Linked DNA regions of Homo sapiens: region 2 is linked to region 1. The links are chromatin contacts, found by POLR2A ChIA-PET in ENCODE. All regions are on one chromosome and are shown on one strand. The core of a region is the stretch at or near the end of the contact, and the rest is flanking DNA. Distances in the headings are between cores, read along the strand shown.

Evidence for each region. ChIA-PET counts read pairs that join two places held with the same protein, here RNA polymerase II (POLR2A).
Region 2: POLR2A ChIA-PET joins it to region 1 with 17 read pairs in OCI-LY7. The contact joins the enhancer-like site here to the promoter of RBM34 in region 1. POLR2A ChIA-PET finds 5 or more read pairs at or near these places in 7 of 52 experiments (A549, HEK293, MCF 10A and 4 more).

What each region holds. Positions count from the first base shown.
Region 1 is chr1:235,158,602-235,164,254 of GRCh38, forward strand. RBM34 (RNA binding motif protein 34) reads right to left here and starts at 2,649. Exons shown (of 11, transcript NM_015014.4): 1 at 2,573-2,649; 2 at 2,292-2,466; 3 at 1,910-2,046. The coding sequence starts at 2,625. RefSeq lists enhancers at 1,012-1,616, 1,903-3,102, 2,804-2,983.
Region 2 is chr1:235,440,069-235,445,721 of GRCh38, forward strand. It overlaps TBCE (tubulin folding cofactor E), which reads left to right. Exons shown (of 17, transcript NM_003193.5): 14 at 1,746-1,814; 15 at 2,784-2,843. It also overlaps a transcript of B3GALNT2 not described here. Among named protein-coding and RNA genes, the nearest start is that of B3GALNT2, 62 kb to the right of the region's middle. RefSeq lists an enhancer at 2,163-3,362. Within about 2 kb of position 2,868, at least 5 of the 41 ENCODE cell types and tissues checked have a DNase peak (open chromatin) inside an H3K27ac peak, as active enhancers do.

The DNA of each region.
Region 1 (5,653 bases), core at 1,399-3,898:
TGTACAGATGCATTAAGTTTAAATAGGACAAAAAGTAGCAGTTCCCAACTGTCAGTGATTAACAGCTCCAGAACTGGTACAAAGGTCTTCAGTTGAAATGAGAAAAGGGAAAAGGAAATAAGGGGCTTGAGGAGAGTGGCAAAGAAGAGAGGAATGAAGACTGTTAGCTAGGTACACGTGATGGGATCACTATTTGCATCTTGATTCAAATACACTGTTAAACAACGTTATGCTGGCCGGGCATGGTGGGTCATGCCTGTAATCCTAGCACTTGGGGAGACGGAGGTAGGAGGATGGTTTGAGCCCAGGAGTTCAGGACTAGCCTGGGCAACATAGCAAGACCCTGTTTCTATTTTTTTACTAAAAAAAAAAAAAAAATGCTGACTGGATCACTTGAGTCCAGCAGTTTGCGACCAGCCTGGGCAACATGGCAAAATCCCGTCTCTACAAAACATACAAAAATTAGCTGGGCATGGTGGGGCATGCCTATAGTCTAAGCAACACAGGAGGCTGAGGTGGGCGGCTGGATTGAGTCTGGGAAGCAAAGATTGCAGTGAGCCGCAATCGCACCACTGCACTCCAACCTGGGTGACAGAGCCAGACCTTGTCTCAAAAAAAAAAAAAAAAAGTTAATGAGGGAAATGAATAAATTTAAGAACACCAAACTCGGCCAGGTGTGATGGCTCACGTATGTAATCCCAGCACCTTGGGAGGCGGAGGCAAGTGGATCATGAGGTCAAGAGTTCGAGACCAGACTGGTCAATATGGTGACACCCCGTCTCTACTAAGAATACAAAAATCAGCTGGGTGTGATGGCGCGCCCATAGTCCCAGCTGCTCAGTAGGCTGAGGCAGAAGAATCACTTGAACCCAGGAGGCGGAGGTTGCAGTGAGTCAAGATTGCGCCACTGCACTCCAGCCTTGGCGACAGAGTGAGACTCCAGCTCAAAAAAAAAAAAAAAAATTTTTTTTTTAAAAAGCAAACCAGGCCAGGTGCAGTGGCTCATGCCTATAATCCCTGCACTTTAGGAGGCTGAGGTGGGTGGATCACCTGAGGTCAGGAGTTCAAGACCAACCTGGCCAACATGATGAAACTCTGTCTCTACTAAAAACACAAAAAATTAACCGGGCATGGTGGCACCTGTAATCTCAGCTCCACGGGAGGCCTGAGGCAGGAAAAATCACTTAAACCCGGGAGGTGGAGGTTGCAGTGAGCTGAGATCAGGCCACTGCACTCCAGTCTGGACAAAAAGAGCAAAACTCCGTCTCAAAAAAAAAAAAAGAAACGCAAACCAAATTCTTTTATATACATGCTGAAATATTTATAGATGAAACATAAATTTTCATTTTGCTTCCAAATAATGAGGTGGTAGCTGGGCGAGGTGGCTCACACCTGTAATCTCAACACTTTCGGAGGCCGAGGTGGGCAGATCGCTTGAGGTCAGGAGTTCCAGACCTGCCTGGCCAACATGGTGAAACCCTGTCTCCACTAAAAATACAAAAATTAGCTGGGCATGGTGACGCAGGCCTGTAGTCCCACCTACTCAGGGCCGAGGCAGGAGAATCGCTTGAACCTGGGAAGCGGAGGTTGCAGTGAGCTGAGATCACTGCACTCTACTGCAGCCTGGGCGTGGCATCAAGACTCCATCTCAAAACAAACAAAAACAAATAATGAGGGGGTATATGAGTGGGGTAAAAATACAAAAAGGTTAGCCAAATATTAGTAATTGCTGATGCTGAGTACACGGGGTTTCTTAGCCTTTTCAACTTTTCTATATGTACTGGATTTTCCATAATAAAAGTTTTGAAAGAAAGTAGAAATATGAAATAAAACTGACGAATATTCCAAGTATAGGAATGTTAATTTACCATCTAATTTCTTTAACATCAAATAAGAGAATTTTACCAACCTGTCTGCCAACTTTTTTTCTGCGTTAGTGTGTTTCTTCTTCGCTTTCACTTTTTTGGCAGGTTCTTGCGAAAGTGGTCTTTCAATCTGGGATGTACTTTCTTCCTCCTCATTCCGTTTCGTTTTTTTGATGGTTTGCTTTTTAAAAGTTTGAAGTTATATTTGAGACCCCATACTTCTAGAATTCTGACCCTAAGCCATAATTCAGTCTTTCTAAATGAGAATCTCTTCTCTCTCACTGGTATGTAAGAGTCATGAAAGGTTACTTAAAATGAATCCTGTCTGCCCCCTTTAGAAATCACGCTTCACGCGGTAGGTAAGAAGATTGCTTTGTATGTAAGTGGTTCTAACGAGCTATTCGGGAAGAAAGCCCAGTGACTTACTTTAGGCACAGGCACGTACACGGGTTGAATCTGGGGCTCCAGAGAACTGAAGAGGGACGCCAGCCGACCGGTGCCACCTCTGGAATGGTGTTCGCCGCGAAATAAGCTACTGGCGACCTGTCCAAGCCTGTAGTCTTCCGGCGGACTCCCGCGAACGCCGTCGTCAGGATTCTCTCTAGAAATGGACGACAGAAACTCAGCCACGCCACGCACCACCGCTTCGCCAGCACGAGGGAACGTACAACATCCCTCCCCAGGTACTCGTGCCGCGCGCCACTCACCCCTCCTGGACACTTCTCTTTCTCTTCCGTTTGCTCATCCCTTCCAAGGCCATTCTTACTCCAAAGACTCCCAGACTGCAGCTGCGCGCCAGCTCGCACTTCCGGGTTCCGGGCACTTCCGCTCTCTGGCCACGCCCCCTCCCCTCCGGCAGTCGGCCGCCGGGCGGCGGCGAAGGGAGGCGCTGGGTGAGGGAGCAGGTTTGTCGCCGTCGGTTGGTGGTCCTCGCCGTTTCAGAAAAGCCTCATTTTGGGAGTGAAGGACGTCTTCTGGGAGTGGTTGAAGCCTGCAGTGTGAAGAATCAGCCAGGCTAGGAGCGGGGTGTCCACCCAAGCCGAGAGAGAAACACGTAGAATACTGACTTGTTGAAAAGGAGGGAGGGAGGTTTGGCAAGAAATGCGGTTAGGGGTGAACGCAGTGGGGTGTTTACAATTTGCTAATCGCTGTGAAGAGTACAAAGGAATTCTTTGTACTCTTCTTGCAACTTGTCTGAAACATGACATTATTCCAAAATAAAAACCACAACTCTAACGAGTCACGTCAACATACAATTCGAAAGATTGTAATGCGGACCTGCTATTCTACCTGGAAAAGTAGATACTTGGCATTCAAAACGCTTCAAGGTGTTCTCAGCCCGTCTTCCCAGACTCATCTCCCTCCAGCCCCTGACATTCTAGCCTGCTTTCTCCACTGCCTCTACAGTTGTTATTCCTGTCCCCTCTGTTGTAATTGCCCTCCTCTTTCCCCTTCTGCAAAATAATGTCCATCCTTCAAGGCCTACCTCAGATACTGTCTAACTTAGTATTTCTTTGCAGCCAGGTGCGGTGGCTCGCCTGTAATCCTAACACATTTGGAGGCCGAAGTGGGAGGATTGCGTGAGGACTAGGAGTTTGAACCAGCCTGGTCGATCTAGCGAGACTTATTCTCTACAGAAAAGAAATTAGACGGGCACCTTCGCGCTCGGCGCCTGTAGTCCCAGCACTTTGAGAGGCTCGGGCAAGAGGATCCCTTGAGCCCTGGAAGGTCGAGGCTGCAGTAAGCTGTGATCGCATCACTACACTCCAGCCTAAGCGGCAGACCCTGGCTCAAAAAAAAAAAAAAAAAAATTCTTTGCTATTTACAATAGGGATATTTTCCCAAGCCCCCATGGTACTTACTATAATCATTTTTGGTCTGCTTTAGTGTTAGTTACAGTCTCTTTAGATGTAAAGGCAAGACAGTAAGGATTATGTTTTATTCATCATGTATGCTGTGTCTCTATTAGCTGTACATAGTGAATATTTGTTAAATTGACTCTCAGGGTAATAAAAGATTACTAGTTAAATCATCCAATAGTTTGAGTGGCAAAATAGGATTTGACTTTGTTCTTATTTTCTTTCAGACAAGGTGTTGCTCTGTCACCCAGACTGGAGTGTAGTGGTGAGATCACGGCGCACTGCAGCCTTGACTTCCTGGGCTCAAGCCATCCTCCCACCACGGAGTAGCTGGAACTGCAAGCAGCAGCACCATGCCCAGCTAATTTTTTTTTTTTTTTTGGAGACAGAGTCTCGCTCTGTCGCCCAGGCTGGACTGCAGTGGCGCGATCTCAGCTCACTGCAACCTCCGCCTCCCGGGTTCAAGTGAGTCTCCTGCCTCAGCCTCCCAAGTAGCTGGGATTACAGGTGCATGCCACCATGCCCAGCTAATTTTTGTATTTTTTTAGTAGAGACCGGGTTTCACCATGTTAGCCAGGCTGGTCTCGAACCCCTGACCTTGTGATCCGCCCACCTCAGCCTCCCAAAGTGCTGGGAGTACAGGTGTGAGCCACCGCGCCTGGCCTTTTTTTTTTTTTTTTTTTTTAAATAGAGATTGGGGTTTCACTGTGTTTCCCAGGCCGGTCTTGAACTCCTGAGCTTGAGCAGTCCTCCTGCCTTGGCCTCCCAAAGGGTTGGAATTACAGGCGTGAGCCACTGCATCCAGCCAGGATTTGACTTTGAGTCTTTTGGGGACAGCCTAAGCTTTTTGAAAGCTACTCAACCAAGTTGACTGGGAATATATGTGACTTTTACTTCCCCCTTCAGAGAAATTTATGAAAAAAATCCACAATATTCAACTGCTCGGCCCTGGGTTTTGATTACTGGGCCCCTTATTTTGGTTTCCCATAATCTTGATCTTCTGGTATTTCACAAAGATGAAGAAAGCTTATCCATACATGCATGCGATACAACTCAAAAATCTGTTCTATCCAGTCCAGTGAAGAAATTATATTCTATATTTCTAGAATTATAGAATTCTATTCTGTGTATTTTTTGAGACGGAGTTTCACTCTTGTTGCCCAGGCTGGAGTGCAGTGGCACGATCTTGGCTCATTGCAACCTCCGCCTCCCAGGTTCAAGCGATTCTCCTGCCTCAGCCTCCCGAGTAGTTGGGATTACAGGCATGCACCACCATGCCTGGCTAATTTTATATTTTTAATAGAGACAGGGTTTCTCCATGTTGGTCGGGCTGGTCTCGAACTCCTGACCTCAGGTGATCCGCTCGCCTTGACCTCCCAACGTGCTGGGATTACAGGTATGACCCACTGTGCCCAGCTAGGTAGCAGATACTTATAGAAGAAAACAGACTGCGAAAGCAGCTGTGGTTGCAGATAGTTTTAAAATTATCTTCATTGCTGTTCAGTGCTGTTTTTAACCATTTAGAGATCACTTACTGCTTTGAGAGTTTTTTAAAATATGAGGACATGGTGGGACAAGGTGGCTCACGCCTATAATCCCAGCACTTTGGGAGACCAAGACGGAAGGAATGCAAGCCCAGGAGTTTCAGATCAGCGACTGCGCCATTTGCACTCCAGCCTGGGCAACAAGAGCGAAACTCCGTCTCAAAAAAACAAAAGGAGGCCGGGTGCGGTGGCTTACGCCTGTAATCCCAGCGCTTTGGGAGGCCGAGGTGGGTGGATCATCTGAGGTCAGAAGTTTGAGATCAGCCTGGCCAACATGGTGAAACCCCATCTCTACTAAAAATACAAAAATTAGCTAGGCATGGTGGCGGGCGCCTGTAATCCCAGCTAGTCGGGAGGCTGATGCAGGAGAACCACTTGAACCCGG
Region 2 (5,653 bases), core at 1,618-4,117, 280 kb after region 1:
CACGCCATTCTCCTGCCTCAGCCTCCCGAGTGGCTGGGACTACAGGCGCCCACCACCACACCCGGCTAATTTTTTGTATTTTTAGTAGGGACGGGGTTTCACCGTGTTAGCCAGGATGGTCTCGATCTCCTGACCTTGTGATCCACCCACCTTGGCCTCCCAGAGTGCTGGGATTACAGGCGTGAGCCACCGCGCCCAGCCAGGGAAAGCACTTCTTAAATGTAGGTTCTTCTCTTGCATATGTCCACCAGGTTTCAGGTGGCGCACCATGCTCCACTGTAGGAAGGGTAGGAAGCACTCCAGTTTATGTCTGAGGCATCCGTATATATATATATTTTTTTGAGATGGTGTTTCGCTCTTGTTGCCCAGACTGGAGTCCAATGGCGCGATCTCGGCTCACTGCAACCTCTACCTCCTGGGTTCAAGTGATTCTCCTGCTTCAGCCTCCTGAGAAGCTGGGATTACAGGCGTCTGCCACCATGCCCGGCTAATTTTTTGTATTTTTAGTAGAGATGGGGTTTCACCAGGTTGGCCAGGCTGGTCTCAAACTCCTGAACTCAGGTGATTCGCCCGCCTCAGCCTCCCAAAGTGCTGGGATTACAGGCGAGAGCCACCGCGCCCAGCCGGCATCTGTATTTTTTTAAAGCCCCCCAGGTAATTCTAGTGAATAGGAAAGTTCGTATGAGTGTAGTTCTGCAGTAAGCTCTCGTCCCGAGGGCTCGCTACCAAGGCTGGCACTTGGCATGCACGGTGGTTCCTTAAATCCTCCAGCCTGGTTCTTCAGGCTTTGAAGCTAAGAATTCATGAGTCTTTGTCCCTGATGTACTTTCCATTTTGTTTTGATGACATTATTACTCCACATTTCGCTTTTATGTTATTTCCTTTTTTATATTTCTTAATGCAAGAAGCTCGCTGCATAAACGCTTCAGGCTTGAACAGTATGTTTAAGGAAGAAAAGCAGCCTAGAGGAATCACTTTCAAATGACTCCATTAGCCAGCCCAATCTCCTGGCCACGCTCGGTGAATTCTAAATCACTCGGGGGTGGGCAAGGGAAGATGTGAAGCAGCCGGGCAGGTATTGTTGAGTATTTCACTGCTAAGAATGTTAGAAGACAAAAGCACAGATAGATGGGGGGATTTAGAGAAATGTTGTCACTGTTTGGCCTAGAGCAGGAAAAAAGTACTGCTTTCCTCCTCTCCTGTGGAGGCTGTGGTCCAGGCCTAGGAACTGGTTTGCAGTATGGTACTGAGCACCCAGCCTGGCACTGCACGGTCTGGTGGAAACGTGAGAAGTGTCCTGTGGATCGTGTCTCAGGTGGCACCAGGTTTCTGTCAGCGCAGAAAGAGAACTGTTACCAAAGGTGACACTCGGGGAAAACATTTGAAGTATTTGAAGGCAGTCTTCTCTTGCTAGTTTTGAGTCAGGACACCTAAGGAACAATGATGTAATACACATGTAAACATGTTGCTTTTCATTTGTTGTCTTTTGTTGAGTTTCACTGGTCATTAACAATGAGCTAGATAAGCTACAGAGTCTGCAGCTCTGGGTAGATAGAAGATTCTGCCCTTGGAAGTGGTCGTTGTCCATCACTCCTAAAAATCACACTGAATAAAGGCAGCTCCATGTGTCCTGGGAAAGGCACAGGCTCTCTGGACGCTTACCTATCCTTTGTTTGTTTGTTTGTTTTGTTTTTACTTATAGTGGCCTTTGGTTTATCATTCATCTCTTTTGCTTTCTTAAACAGAATATGGTGCACCTGAAGATTGGGAACTCAAAACACAGCAACCACTTATGCTGAAAAACCAGCTACTAAGTAAGAATCTCAGATTCAAATAGTTTATTTGTATTTGAGTGCTTAGGTGCTGAAACAGTTAGTGTGTTTCTCTTAAGTGTGTACCTCTTAAGTACCTAAGTAAATGCCTTGAGTTTTAAATGAAAATTTTTTTTTTTTTTTTTGAGACAGAGTCTCCCTCTGTCTCCCAGGCTGGAGTGCAGTGGTGTGATCTCAGCTCATTGCAACCTCCGCCTCCCAGGTTCTAAGCGATTCTCCTGCCTCAGCCTCTGGAGTAGCTGGGACTACAGGCATACACAACCATGCCCGGCTAATTTTTTTTAATCGAGACGGAGTTTTGCTCTTGTTGCCCAGACTGGAGTGCAGTGGCACGATCTTGGCTCACCGCAACCTCCGCCTCCCGGGTTCAAGCGATTTTCGTGCCTTAGCCTCCCGAGTAGCTGGGATTACAGGCATGCGCCACCACACCCAGTTAATTTTGTATTTTTAGTAGAGATGGGGTTTCACCATGTTGGCCAGGCTGGTCTCAAACTCCTGACCTCAGGAGATCCACCCGCCTCGGCCTCCCAAAGTGCTAGGATTAGCGGCATGAGCTACCGCGCCCTGTCAAAGAAATGAATTCTTTAAAACATGTTTAAATTCTTATACATTTTTGTAACTCCTATGTTTTAAACTCATTTAATAGTGTTATAAATGTGGGAGGTATTGGAGTTGTGAACCAAATTGTGATTTGTGAATTTATGACTTGAAAACCTAGCCAAGCTGTAAGGAAAGAAGTACTAAGTGGGGAAAAGGGAAAGTATTGTCCAGCTATTTCTGTTGTTGTTAGCAATCCATGGAAGGATTAATAGAAAGAATTTTAAACATTGATTAGACCTGCCAATTTGCACTGAATACCTCTATCATTTGGCCATCTGTTGATGTGTGTGGATAATTTAAATCCATATAATAGTAGATATCAATTAGTCTTTTTCTTTGTTTCTCTTAAAGCACTGAAGATAAAATACCCTCATCAACTTGATCAGAAAGTCCTGGAGAAACAACTGCCGGGTAAGAAGAACCAGCCTGTCTTTTCCTTAAACTCTGAATCATCGGCCTAGGTATGAGTCAGCTAAAATTAAAACCTTTAACTCATGTCTCAAAGTGTGGACCTCAGAACTTACAGGTTTTCATTAGTCTTTTATATTCTAAAATACAATCAATCATGCTAATATCACTCCCCCATGCCCCCAAAAGTTCAGGTCTCCCCTAACTTTATCAGCTGAAAGCAGTTCTGTTAAAATTGGAAGCCCCTGCATATAATTACACACACACACACACACACATATATATATACACACACACACACAATTTTTTTTGAGACAGGGCCTCACTCTGTCACCCAGGTTGGAATGCAGTGGCACCAACTCAGCTCACGGCAGCCTCTGCTTCCTGGGCCCAAGCAATTCTCCAGCCTCAGCCTCCACGTAGCTGGGACTACACGTGCGAGCCACCAACGCCCAGCTAATTTTTGTATTTTTTGTAGAGATGGGTTTTCGCCATGTTGCCCAGGCTGGTCTCGAATTCCTGAGCTCAAAGCCATCCTCCTGCCTCAGCCTCCCAGTGTTGGAATTAATTACAGGCATGAGCCACTGCAGTTGGCCTAAGTTGTATTTTTAACCAAAAAACCTGAGACCTTGAATGGCATAGCCTTTTGGAAGCATTCCCCAAGCCTGCTGCTGTTTCCAGGGAGACTGTGACACTGGGTTTGGGGTCTGCTTCTCATCCCTTCATAAGAGAGGAGCTGTGTCCTGGTGAACCAAATTCTTACGGGAGGTTTGTGACTTTGCTTACATTCTACTTCTCCTGACTGATTAGGAGTCCCTGCAAAAACAATTCGCAGATGCTCTTTTAATGGACACCCTGAAATGGTTTTCTTTGAGAAAGCTACCTTAGAACTTAAAAAAATTGTGGTACTGGAACTGAATTACTTTTATTTGGAAAATAAATATGCTTGTGTCAATAAAGTAGATCAACATAACTTACCTTAAACTTTCACTCAAAAGAAAAATGAAATTATAGTCTATTTTTGAGTATGCCATGATACTGTGAATTCTCAAGATTAAACTTGATTCATAGCTAAATGCTAAAATATAAATAATTTAGAGCAGTGAGGATTTAAATAAATGAAATACACATCAGCTTAATGACTCTAGTACACTGGGTTTCTTTGCCCATCAGTGCAGTAAATTCACATTGATTTTTAAATTAGTTTCTATCAGATAAAGCAAGCTTATCATGGTATTGCTTATAGAAGGCCTTAGTTGTGTTCAAAGAAGTACCTTTCTGATTGATAACCATCCATTTAATTTACCACAACGTCTCCATTTTTATTTATTCACAATCCAGTTTCTACTCCTGTAATATGTAATTTGGCTACTGCTATATAATGGGTTAGAATTAGTGATTTCCCCCTTCATTATTCTGTTTTCAAACTTAGACAGACAGTAAAGGCCCTGGTGGAGACAGACTAGTCAAAGAGGGCCAGGACTGTTTTATTTTTGATATATTTTTTTCAGATGGGGTCTGGCTGTCACTCACGCTGGAGTGCAGTGGTGCCATCTCAGCTCACTGCAGGCTCCATCACCTTGATCCCGGGCTCAAGTGATCCTCCTACCTCAGCCTCCTGAGTAGCTGGGACTATAGGCACGAACCACCACACCCCGCTAATTTTTTTGATTTTTAGTAGAGATGAAGCCTCGCTATGTTGCTAAGGCTGGCCTCAAACTCCTGAGCTCAAGCAGTTCTCCTGTCATCACCTCCCAAAGTGCTGGGGTTATAGGTGTGAGCCACCATGCCTGGCAGGCCAGGACTTTCTGTGAATGTTTTTGGCCTTCGATGTCTTTGCGTGTTTCCTTTTGCCTTTGCAGATACATCAAATCAATTCATGGGAATGTTACCACTATAGAGTATTTGCTCAAGAATATTGTCATTAGACCTGTTTCGTTAAGCTTTCCTTTTCAGTCTTTCTCTGGAAGGCACTGAGGTAGACCTGCCAAGGCCTGCCGTCTGGGCATATGCCTGAATGCAGCCCTTGGCTGGGGGTGACAGTGCCGCCTTACCCTTCTCTACTTCCACACTGTACACCTGACTGGTATCCCAGGTCTTCTGAGATTCAGTTAGCCATTTTGGGAACACCCACTGCATTCATGCTGTTTTTATTAATCTTTGGGTAGCTAGCAGAGATTCGACTATCCATAGAAATTATATGTAAGAATTACTACTTTAAACTATTCAGAATCTGAGTCCTATATTCTATAAATTCAGCAGTAAGCCAGCAGATTACAAGGGTTCCTTTTTTTCCCCTTTTTTATTTGCTTTTCTGTTTCTCAAATGTGCACTCACTCACTCACTCATACAAAGGTTCTTAATACTAATTCTTATGCCACATGCTGTGAATATTTAACCACTAACATAGGTAAATGTCTTCTAAACAGAAAAGTAATAGCCAGGCATGGTGGCTCACACCTGTAATCCTAGCACTTTGGGAGGCCAAGGTGGGCAAATTGCTTGAGCCCAGGAGTTCGAGACCAGCCTGAGCAACATGGTGAAACCCCGTCTCTACAAAAATAAATAAATACAAAAATTAGCTGGGTGTGGTGGTGCATGCCTGTAGTCCCAGCTGCTTGGGCGGCTGAGGTGGGAGGATCACTTGAGCCTGGGAAGTTGAGGCTGCAGTGAGCTGTGATTGAGCCACTGCAATCTGGCCTGGGTGACAGAGTGAGGCCCTGTCTAAAATTAAAACAAAACAAAACAAAACTGCAATATCTTTTTTTTTATCCATTAGATTAGCAAAATTAAAATAATACTGGCTGGCATGA